2 separate regions of the Homo sapiens genome follow, and region 1 is linked to region 2. Evidence: chromatin contacts called from ENCODE Hi-C or POLR2A ChIA-PET data. All regions are on one chromosome and are shown on one strand. The core of a region is the stretch at or near the end of the contact, and the rest is flanking DNA. Distances in the headings are between cores, read along the strand shown. Region 1 holds the start of MTO1 (mitochondrial tRNA translation optimization 1). Region 2 holds the start of SMAP1 (small ArfGAP 1).

What was found. Hi-C counts contacts between places; a loop is a spot of excess contacts on that map. ChIA-PET counts read pairs that join two places held with the same protein, here RNA polymerase II (POLR2A). Pooled maps may share reads with other maps.
Region 1: a map of B cell shows a loop between it and region 2 (20-fold over the local background). The contact joins the promoter of MTO1 here to the promoter of SMAP1 in region 2. A Hi-C loop is called at or near these places in 1 of 168 maps with a recorded cell type or tissue (B cell) and 8 of 50 pooled maps. POLR2A ChIA-PET finds 5 or more read pairs at or near these places in 1 of 52 experiments (CD8-positive, alpha-beta memory T cell).

The regions. Positions count from the first base shown.
Region 1 is chr6:73,459,233-73,465,222 of GRCh38, forward strand. It overlaps MTO1 (mitochondrial tRNA translation optimization 1), which reads left to right and starts at 2,505. Exons shown (of 12, transcript NM_012123.4): 1 at 2,505-2,839. The coding sequence starts at 2,623. It also overlaps the pseudogene RNU6-975P. RefSeq lists a silencer at 2,006-2,065 and enhancers at 2,498-3,343, 2,516-2,845, 2,916-2,975, 2,996-3,045.
Region 2 is chr6:70,665,640-70,671,536 of GRCh38, forward strand. SMAP1 (small ArfGAP 1) reads left to right here and starts at 2,244. Exons shown (of 11, transcript NM_001044305.3): 1 at 2,244-2,502. The coding sequence starts at 2,385. RefSeq lists silencers at 2,026-2,425, 2,576-2,805, 2,926-2,985.

The DNA of each region.
Region 1 (5,990 bases), core at 1,255-3,754, 2.8 Mb after region 2:
GATAGAGTTTCGCCATATTGGCCAGGCTGGTCTCAAACTCCTGGTGGACTCAAGTGATCCGCCACCTTGGCCTCCCAAAGTGTTGGGATTACAGGTGTGAGCCACCACTCCCGGCCTATGTATTTAATACTTTTTATAATTAGAACAATAAAACTGCCACACTGTAGGGAGACCCCTGAAACTATTGCTACGGAATAAAAGATGAAATGCTCCTGATTATTGTAAATACAAAGTTGCATGCAGGATTGTGTAAAGAGAATGCCAGGTTGGACTGCCAGAATGAGCCAACAGCGGGTGATGTGCTTCCCCCTGCAGAGAGCCTATGAACGGACGTGCATCACCAAGATTCCTATCCCAGAAAAGCAGATGTTCATAGCTCTGGGAATGGAATGCAACCCTTGTGGAAAGCCTCTAAACGGACGCATGAGGGGCGCCTGTCCCTGTGGGTAAGATAGGGCTATAAATGCCCTCATCTTGCCACGGCTCTTCTAGGCCTTTTTAGGGTTAAGGCATACTCCCTTCTGAGAATTTCTGGTCTAACTGATTGTCTAGCTTCACATCCTGTTTCTATGGATTGTTTGTAACCAGCTTTTGCTGCAACTGTTACTGCTGATTAATATCTTGCTAATCATAGGTTATGGAAAGACTGTTTCTGTTTTAAGGCTCTGTTAGAAATTACTGATGCACACAATATATTGTAAATTCTTATCTCTGTATACTGTACTTCTGCATACAGATGTTATGTTAAAGAATTACTTCATCCCCATGTGACCATCTCACCTCATAATCAAATGACCCTAAATCCCTCACTAACCTACCCCTGCCCTCACTAAACTTAATAATAAATGCTGGTATATCCAGTGTATTAGCAGCATTGCAGGACCAGAAGGCAGTGACCCCCCTGGACCCAGCTTTCAATATCTTCTGTGTGTCTATTATTTCTCGACCTGCCAATCCGCCTGGGAACAAAGAAAGAGCCCCATTGCATTGTGGGCTGCTGGCCAGATCCTGCAATACCACACTTGTTTTATTCTCCAGTCAAACGTTGCCTTTCTGAGAAAGGCTGTGAATTGAGAAAGGCTGTGAATTCCAAAAGGCTGGACATTTAACCTCCAACCAACCGATTCTTCTAATTAACCAATTAGCCATCATGAATCTCTCTCTCTCTTTTTTTTTTTTTTGAGACAGAGTCTCACTCTTGTCGCCAGGCTGGAGTGCAGTGGCACGATCTCGGCTCACTGCAACCTCTGCCTACGGGTTCAAGCAATTCTCCTGCCTCAGCCGCCCAAGTAGCTGGGACTACAGGTGCATGCCACCACACCTGGCTAATTTTTTTTTTTGTATTTTAGTACAGACGGGGTTTCACCATGTTGCCCAGATTGGTCTCGAACTCCTGAGCTCAGGCAATCTGCCCCCTTCGGCCTTCCAAAGTGCTAGGATTACAGGCGTGATCCACCATGCCCAGGCACCATCATGAATCTTTCAGTCCACAAATATATTTGAACTCCTTTCGAATCTATTCTTTTTCTTTTCTTTTTCTTTTTTTTTTTTTGAGACGGAGTCTTGCTCTGTCGCCCAGGCTGGAGTGCAGTGGCACAATCTTGGTTCACTGCAACCTCGGCCTCCCAGGTTCAAGCGATTCTCCTGCCTCAGTCTCCTGAGTAGCTGGGATTACAGGTGCATGCCACCACTCCCGGCTAATTTTTTTTTTTTTTTTTTTTTTTTTTTTTTTTAGTAGCGATGGGGTTTCACCATGTTGACCAGGATGGTCTCCATCTCCTGACCTTGTGATCCACCTGCTTCGGCCTCCCAGAGTGCTGGGAATACAGGCGTGAGCCACCGCGCCCGGCCCGAATCTATTCTTATTTTCAGCCCTTAGTTTTTATAGACAAACAGAAGGTGACGGTGTATCAGATTGTCAGATCACAAAGATCTGATAAGGCAAAGTGATCAAATTCATTGATCGTAGGTGGCCACCTGGCGATAAGGACTGCAGGGCCTAAGAAAGTACAAAAGATGACCTTTAGTAGGAGCTCCCAACCCAGAACCACAGGAAATCAAAAAAAGCCCGCACGGGCGGATCACGAGGTCAGGAAATCGAGAACATCCTGGCTAATACGGTGAAACCCAGTCTCTACTAAAAATACAAAAAATTAGCCGGGCGTAGTGGCGGGCGCCTGTAGCCCCAGCTACTCGGAGGCTAAGGCAGGAGAATGGCGCGAACCCGGGAGGGGGAGCTTGCAGTGAGCCGAAATCGCGCCACTGCATTCCAGCCTGGGCAACAGAGCGAGACTCTGTCTCAAAATAAATAAATAAATAAATAAATAAATAAATAAATAAATAAATAAATAAATAAATAAATAAAAATAAAAAATAATAATAATAAAAAAAGCCCGCACGAACTAGGAAAGAAAATACACAACCGGCCCTCCGTGCGATCACCCATCTCCCTCACCAGGAAAGTAGCTCCAAACCGCCAATCAGCGGCGACGCTGGACGTAGACGTCCTACCCCGTGATATTAAAGCAAGATGGCCGCGCCCTGCAGATTGTCTCTTGTTGCGTAAGTTTTTTTGACCGTCACTCGTGTCAGCTTCAAAGTCAGATAGATTTTTCTCCCAGCATGTTCTACTTCCGAGGCTGTGGCCGTTGGGTCGCGGTTTCCTTCACCAAGCAGCAATTTCCGTTGGCACGGTTGAGCAGTGACAGCGCGGCGCCCCGGACTCCGCACTTCGACGTGATAGTCATTGGTGGAGGACATGCCGGGACTGAGGCAGCCACCGCCGCCGCTCGGTGCGGCTCTCGGACTCTGCTCCTCACTCACCGCGTGGACACGATCGGTGAGGAGCGCGGGTGCTGTGGAACTTGGCGTAGGACGCAGGCTGCTTCCTTCCCGCCTCCCCCGGTCTGAAGCGGGGGACCTCTTCCTTTCCTCAAAGCTAGTGAGAATCCTACCTTCTGTGGTTTTAGCCTCGATCAGTGTCTCGCAAGGATCAGGCGGGCCAGGCCAGAACTCTATATTAGTCTATTCTGCGAACCATAGATTATGCTGCTGCTGACAGTCGTCCGTTGTAGGAGGTTGGGGTTCGGGGTCAGTGCCTTGGGAAAGGGAGCTACCAACTACTCGCTGGTAGCTTCTTAGTTCATTGCTGCGTTTACCTTCTACTATGTTACTCCAGATAAAGGGTGAATTAACATTATTAACAATGGTTTATGGCCAGGTGCAGTGGCTCACTTCTTTAATCCCAGCACTTTGGGATGCCAAGGCAGGTGGATCACCTGAGGTCAGGAGTTTGAGACCAGCTTGGCCAACACGGCGAAACCCCGTCTCTACTAAAAATACAAAAATTAGCCGGGCATGGTGGCGGGCGCCTATAATCCCAGCTACTCGGGAGTCTGAGGCAGGAGAATCGCTTGAACCCGGGGGCAGAGGTTGCAGTGAGCCGAGATTGCGCCACTTCACTCCAGCCTGGGCAAAAGAGCAAAACTCCGTCTCAAAATAATGATAATATTAATAAAATAAAAAAATCCTTTATTAAACGGTTCTTGTGTTTTTATTTAAAAACATTTTTTTAGAGACAGGGTCTCGCCATGTTGCCCAGGCTGGAGTGCAGTGACTACTCATAGGCACGATCGTTGCACATTACAGGCTCCGCTTTCTGGACTCAAGAACTTTTCCTGCCTCTGCCTAACCAGTAGCTGGGATTGCAGGTGCTCAGTACTCTGCCCAGCCTGATCTTTGTGTTTCTGTCAAGATTTTGTGATGCCTTTTGGAAGAACCATGCTACCTTTTTTTTTTTTTTTTCTTTTGAGACAGAGTCTTGCACTGTCACACAGGCTCAAGTGCAGTGGCGCCATCTCGGCTCACTGCAAGCTCCGCCTTCCGGGTTAATGCCATTCTCCTGCCTCAGCCTCCCGAGTAGCTGGGATTACAGGCACCCACCACCACGCCCGGCTAATTTTTTTTTTCTTTGTATTTTTAGTAGAGTCGGGGTTTCACCATGTTAGCCAGGATGGTCTCGATCTCCTGACCTTGTGATCCGCCCGCCTCGGCCTCCCAAAATGCTGGGATTACAGGCATGAGCCACCGTGCCCAGCGCCATGCTACCTTTTGCATCCTATATTCCTTCTGGGTTGTCGTCCCTGGATTTTGTGTTTAGTACTGGACAGTACTTTTTTTGCTCTAATGGGTAATGGTTGGATGGCCGTTCTGTAGCATCATGATAGATACTAGCTAAAACATCAACTTGTAAATTATGTATACTTTTGTCTTTCCTCCTTCCTTTTGCTTAGGAGCGAGCAGTAATTAGAATATTTACTTGTTTTGTAAAAGTTGTGAATAAATCACTTATTTATTCCTGAAATTCTTCTTTAAAATAACCATTCAGCTCATAACTGTGAAGAAATATATACTATTAACTGCGGTTTTGTGGGTGGGGGAGAGGAGGCTATATGATTTCCTAAAAGATTATACTTTTCTCATCATACATTCAGGTGGGTTTTTTCTTTTCTTTTCTTTCATTTTTGAGACAGAGTTTTGCTGTTGTTGACCAGGCTAGAATGCAGTGGCGCGATCTTGGCTCACTGCAACCTCCACCTCCCGGGTTCAAGCGATTTCCTGCCTCAGCCTCCCAAGTGGCTGGGATTAGAGGAGTCTGCCACCACGCCCAGCTAATTTTTTGTATTTTTAGTAGAGATGGGGTTTCATCATGTTGGCCAGGCTGGTCTCCAACTCCTGACTTCAGGTGATCCACCCGTGTCAGCCTCCCAAAGTGCTGGGATTACAGGTGTGAGCCACCACACCTGGCCTGTTGTTTATATTTTTAAAAAATAAAGACCTAGTGCTTGCTTTGGCAACAACATAAACTAAAGTTGGAATGATATAGGGATTAGCATAGCCCCTGCACAAGGATGATGCACAAATTTGTGAAGTGTTCCATATTTTTAAAAAATAATAATAAAATAAAGACCTAGGCCAGGGGTGATTACTCACGCTTGTAATCCCAGCATTTGGGGAGCCCAGGAGTCTTCTATTTCAAAGGAAGAAGGAGGAAAATAATCTACCACAGCTGTCATTCCTGTTTTTACAGTAGAGAGACTAAGGTATGTTAGGTAACTTGCCATGATCACAGAGCTCATAAGTGGTAGGTCTAGAAATTGAGCCAGATATCTCTTTCACACACACTCCTCATAATGACACTTCATGCTCATAATCACAGTGCTATCCAGTCTCCCTGTGGAGACCATTAAAACTTGTGGAGGTCTTGTCTGGGCATGGTGGCTCATGCCTGTAATCCCAGCAGTTTGGGAGGCAAAGGCGGGCAAATCACCTGATGTCGGAAGTTCGAGACCAGCCTGACCAACATGGAGGAACCCTGTCTCTATTAAAAATAGAAAATTAAACACCCAAGAATGATCAATAAATACTAAAAAAAAAAAAAAAAAGAAAGAAAATTAGCCAGGCGTGGTGGCGTATGCCTGTAATCCCAGCTACTTGGGAGGCTGAGGCAGGAGAATCACTTGAACTCGGGAGGTGGAGGTTGCAGTGAGCTGAGATCGTGCCATTGCACTCCAGCCTGGGCAACAAGAGCGAAACTCTGTCTCAAAAAAAAAAAAAAAAAAAAAAAAAACTTTTGGAGGTCTTGATTCTTGATGTGGTGGCAGTGGATATGTGGATATTGACATAACTTGCCCATCCCTCCACCTCCCACAAAAACTTTTGAGGTAACCACATGGGTTTAGACCTCCAGGTAAGACTGGGTAAATGTAAGGGAAAGGTATAAAATATGGTCTTCACTCACAAGAAATTTGTAATTTAATTATATTTAATTCTGCAAAGTAAGTGCAAAAAGGAGATATCAGATGGCATTTATGGAAGACATAATTGGTTGTAACTGAACCAGTGCCAAGGGGCTTCTTTGTTTTTTCTTTTTTCTTTTCTTTTTTTTTTTGAGATGGAGTCACTGTTGTCACCCAGGGTGGAGTGCGATG
Region 2 (5,897 bases), core at 994-3,493:
TTTATATTACATCTCAAAAATATTTTGGATACATTGAGTTAAATCAAATGTATTAGTAAAATGTATTTTATGTTTCTTTTTCTGTTTTTAAATGTGGCTACTGCATTATTTAAAGTTATACGTGTGGCACGCAAGTATTTGTACTGGACATTGCTGTGACCCTTCAATCCATCCTGAAGGTTGTTTTTTGGTGGTAAACCTGTATTCTGTTTTTCTGAGTCCTCACAGTGCTGAACAGAATTTTTGTAGGGAGGAGAGGTACTCAAAAAATGGTGTTTGTTTACTGGTTACTGCAGGACTAACTTTCCCAAAAGATCCTTTTTATTATGCTATTATCCTACTTGAAGAATCTACAGGTTTTCTTTTTCTTTTTTTGGGGGGGGGGTGGGTGGGGAAGGAGTTTTGCTCTTGTTGCCCAGGCTGGAGTGCAATGGCCTGATCTCCGCTCACTGCAACCTCTGCCTCCCGGGTTCAAGCGATTCTCCTGCCTCAGTCTCCTGAGTAGCTGGGATTAAACAGGCATGCGCCACTACACCCGGCTAATTTTGTATTATCAGTAGAGACAGGGTTTCTCCATGTTGGTCAGGATGGTCTCGAACTCCCCACCTCAGGTGATCCGCCTGCCTCGGCCTCCCAAAGTGCTGGGATTACAGGCGTGAGCCACTGTGCCTGGCAAAAATCTACAGGTTTTCTACTGTCAATTTGCATCAAGGCCAGACTACTTTGTCTGGCTTCCCAAGTCTTCCATAACCCTATCATAGTTTACTTATGCAGCCTTATCTCAAAAGTAGTACCTTTTGTTCCAGTCTGTTTTCCAAGGTACTTCAGGTCTTCATGCTTTTGTGCAAGCTGCTCTTTCTTAATATCTCCCTCCCCAGTCCCCATCTAAATCCAGCGTATCTTCAGGACAAGGCTCGTAAGTTCTACCTCCCACATAATGTTTTTTTCTGTTCATTGGAACTCACCAATATCTCCCTAGTAGTTATTTGTCAGAGCTATGTAGTATAAGCTCTAATTTGTTTAATTACTGAGCATCTTCATTGCCATATCCATTCAATTTAATTCCAGAAACATTTTTGAGCCCCTGTGCCAAGAACAGGGCTAGGTAGCAATGAGGGTCACTTTTATGCAGGGACAGGGGCTAGAAATTGGCCTTACTAAGAAGTGTAAGACCGACTCTTGCTCATTGCCTTTCTTAGCATCTGCTTCATCGCAGGCAAGGACTGTGTTTATTTGGCTTGCATAAGCCCCATATTAGAACTTCCTCATAATATACAACATGCCAAATCATCGAAACTGCGTCACCCGGAGTTCAAACTTCATGAGCCTGGATTAGGGTCTGGGTTCCAATGAAAAGTGTTTTCTTTAGTTCTCTTTCTCTTGCATTAAGGATCACTATTTACACAGCTTCTTGTTAAAGTATCACCGCCTAGTACTTGGGTTCCTGGTCACACTTTCCCCCTTATGGAAGGGCTTACTGCCAGGTCTTTCAGACTCTGGAGCCAGACTGCTTTGGATTTAAATCTCAACTCCTCCACTAGTAGTTCTGTAATCTGGTCAGGTTACTTAACTCCTCTATGCCTCACTTTCCTCCCCTGTGTAATGAGGATAACAATATCATAAGGTTGGGGAAAGGGTTAAATGAGCTAACAGTTCGTTTAACAGAGTAATCACTCAATGAAATGTTATCCCCTAATACATGTCACTACTAGATTATTTCTCGCCCTTAAAATGTAAGAGACCGTTTTTCCTCTTTTCTTCCATCCGTGTCTCCAGCTTCTAAACTGCAGGCGAATAAACCTCGAATGAGTAAATGAACCCACCCAGTCGCTAGTTATTTCTGCATTTCCAATGTTGTGCCAGCAAGAGCAAAGGCAAATGGGCAAGTCAAAGTAGGCTTCTTGTAAAAGGTCTTCCATTACTGGGTTTTACTAGAGGCCCTTGCGGACCATCACATCTCAAAAGGGGGGAAAGCTCGTATGAGGCAGTGCCAGCTACCTTTCGGGAATCACCTTGGGCAGAAGGCCTTTTTGCAAAAAGACTCGGCAGCCCGGGCCCCGTAGGTTCGGCGCATGCGCAGCGCGCTCGGCGCCCGGGTTCCTTCCTCCGCGCCACCCGGAAGCCTCGGCGCGACCCAGTCCCCCTCCCCCTCCCCTCGCCGGCTAGGGTGGTGCGTGCCGGCAGGCCGGTCAAGGAGGCGGGACACGTCGGCGCTACCACCGCCACCGCCGCCGCCGCCCCTCCTCCCGTTCCAGCTGCCGCTGCCGCTTCCTGGGCTGAGTCCGCCCGCGGTCCCGGCGGCGCCAGGTGCGTTCACTCTGCCCGGCTCCAGCCAGCGTCCGCCGCCGCCGTAGCTGCCCCAGGCTCCCCGCCCCGCTGCCGAGATGGCGACGCGCTCCTGTCGGGAGAAGGCTCAGAAGCTGAACGAGCAGCACCAGCTCATCCTATCCAAGCTTCTGAGGGAGGAGGACAACAAGTACTGCGCCGACTGCGAGGCCAAAGGTAGCTTGGACGTCGTCGCTGCCCACGGTCGGGGCCTCTTGCGACCGGTGACCTTCCCGCCGCTGCGGCGCTCGGGGCCCGAGCGGACGCCTCGGCTTCGCTGGCCGGCTCCTGCCCTGACTGGAGGGCGGGTGGCTGAGCGGGCGGGCGCGGGGCTCCTGTCGACCCTCAAGTCCGCCAGAGGCGGCGGCGAGGTCAGGCCCGCAGGCCCTGTCAGTGGCCCCAGCCTCCCCTCCTCCCAGACACGGGTTTGAGCAGGTGCCAGGGTAGCGATGCTCGGACCCTCCACAGGGCTGGGGGTAGGAGCGAGGCTGGGAGCGCGGAACCGGGCACGGGTCTGGGCAGAGCTTAGGGTTAGAGAGTTGCCCTCCTAGCTCTGCTCATAGCTATCTCTGTGGGTGGGGCCGCGCTTAGGTCTGGATCCCCTCCTCTACCCTCCGGTGTGACCACGTCCTCCCACTCCGGGCTCGGATTCTTGGTCTCCTAGATGGAGCCCTACCTGCCTGCCCACCTGACAGCTTTTGTACAAGGCTTTTATCTCTGCTTCCTGAAAAAGAGTATGGTGGTCTTTTTCGGTGGGTTTGAGTTTTACGGAATAAATTAATTGGAGAAAGGTCTTTATTAGTAGTAGTATTGTTTTTTAGTCTGGTTATTAGCCAGAATGAAGAGGAATTTCATTACATGAGTCTCTTGGAGGACGGTGGGTTTGTATTTCTGAAGATTTTAGTAATTAGGTTTTCTCTGACCAGCTAGTTTGGGAGAATATGTGGACACTGATTTGTGTACCTCATAAATGCTGAAGGTTCATTTTAAAGATCTAGAGATGGAAAAAACCTAATTTTAGTTTTTTCGGTTGGAGGGCTTCTGCCTCAGCCTTTGAAACAGATATACTATTTTTAGCTGCTATGTTTTGTGTTTGGAGATCTGATTTATGTTTAATGTCTTGTAAGTAATCTCAAGGGAAATATTTCTTTTTTTTTTAAAGAAATGTCTTGTGTAGTTAAGAAAAGATCGTGTATATTTTTAATTGGTTTATTTCGTTATTGGGTGAGAAATAGGGTAGTTCTCTAAAGCAGGAGACAGTCTCTTTGGGGAATGTCCTTTAAGATTTCTGTGTTATTTGACTTAGACTTTTCCTGAAGCTTTACTGTTCTATCTCAATACTATATAAATGAGTCACATTTCAGTAGGCTGATAATATTTGACTAGACTGAGCCACACAGCATCAGCAGGTTACTTCACTGTCGTAACAGGTACTGAATTACTAGAAGAATCATGCGGGAATACTGTAACTAGATTATTTTTATGAAGCACTTTTCAATATAGTAACTTGATTGAGTCAAGATTATATTTATCCTATGTAACCTTTTCAGGTGATGAGTTTTTACAAAGTCCGTGCCTGGTTCTTGTAATACTTGTTTTCCTAGTAACTTGATTGTGTGTGGTTATTTGGGAGTTCTGCACTGTGTTTAGGCTCAGTTGCTTGCTCATTGACTGCACTAGCAAAACACTGAAAAATGGTCCTTTAAAAGGCCAAGAAGAAGAAAGAAGCTGAAGCTAAATAGTACACATTTTGTCATTTTGAGTAATAACATGGTTAAGTAGAGATGCTGGTAAATATTAAATCTGTTCATTAAAAGTCGAATAGTAACAGTTTCAGAATTAACCTTCCTTCATCTACAGACTTTATTAAAAATAATTTAATTTTTGTTCAAATTTCTGTCTCCAAAAAAGTACTTTATAAAATCAGATTTTCACTAATGCTTTCTAAAATAATACAGATTTTTAAAAGCCATTATTAACCATGTTAACTTTTTTTTTTTTTATTTACTCTTTTGAGGTGGGGAGAAGAGAATCATGTACTTCTTAAATTAGGATCAAAAGTTTTACTTCTTTGGACCTGAAGAATAGGAAGTATTCGTTTTGCTCAGTGTTTGTATTGCCACGGAAATCAGTAGATATATATTGAATGAATGTCTTTTGTATTTTGGTTTTGTCTGGCCTTTTGTTGGTTTACTTGTTTTGAGAAGTGAAGGAAGTGGGAGAGAAGAGAATGGTATCAAGAGTACAAGGGTGCAGCTTGAAGGGCATGAACTCCACAGTATAATTTACAAGGATTATTTTTTTCTTGTTGCTACTAAATCTAGAAGAATATTAAAATGATCTTGTAAATAATTTCATTGTTTTATCTTGATCTTTCAGGCAAAAAATCACAGGTAAGGCCACTTATTGATTTAATTAGACTTGATTTCATGGTTGTAATAATTGAAAAATTCGACATGATAGAGCAATTGATGTAAATATATTTTCACAGTTTTTGAGTATTTGGTAAGGTTGAAGTACATTATGGAGGCTTTTTTAGTAGAATTCTTGGCTTGTTACATGATTTTGGATCTATATGCTAGGATGACATAATAAATATAGTACTTTTAAAAGATATGTTAAAGGTCTTACTCTACAGCTCAGTTACTAAGAAGTTTCATTCTGTGTATGTATTGATGTTTTCTTCACTGTCTAGTAAATTGCATCAAACTTTTCATGTACTGTATTTCAAAGTTATTTCCTAGTTAACTCAATTTTCTTTCTTTCAAAGAAGCTTCTTCCACTGATCTTTGAGAATATGTACCAAAACTAAAGCTTAGGATTTGAGGTGCCTGTATTATCTTGCCTTATCATAGTTGGTAGAGGTATGTCAATTGGGTTTTGACATTTTCTTACTGAATCACCAGCTGTGTTTCCTGGATTGACAGTATTTAGGAAGCAACGAAGGAGAAAAGGATGGCATAGGCGCCAGTTTCCTGCTCTTGATCCTGCTCTTACCAAATCTGTTGAACAACTGGAGAATTTAAGAACAGGCAGATGGAACTACTCCTCCTCTCTCCTAGCTGCATTCATGACTCAGTGGGAGTTTAAAGCAGCTCTTGTTGGTTATTAGTTGGTGGCACTTTAGGGAGCAGTGAGGACTGGGAATGCCTTGCCAGCTTCAAGTTTAGTTTTCAGTATTTAAAGTGTTATCTACAGGTAATTCTAGCTTTGATTTTTGTTTTTTTTTTTCACTTCTCTATTCTTTCACATGCTCTGAATAGGGCATCTTGTGTTGGACATCAGGAGTAGCCTGAACTTGGCTGAGTAGGGCTCCTAGAAAACATCGCTGGGCTTGGCAGGTACCACATTGACATGTCCCATGCTTGTTAATGTATATTTCTGAGATTTTAAAAGTGCATTCAAGACCAGCCTGGCCAACATAGTGAAACCCCGTCTCCACTAAAAATACAAAAACCATTAGCCAGGCATGGTGGCAGGCACCTGTAATCCCTACGTGGGAGGCGGAGGCAAGAGAATTGCTTGAACCTGGGAGGCGGAGAGGCGGAGGTTGCAGTGAGCCGAGATCGCGC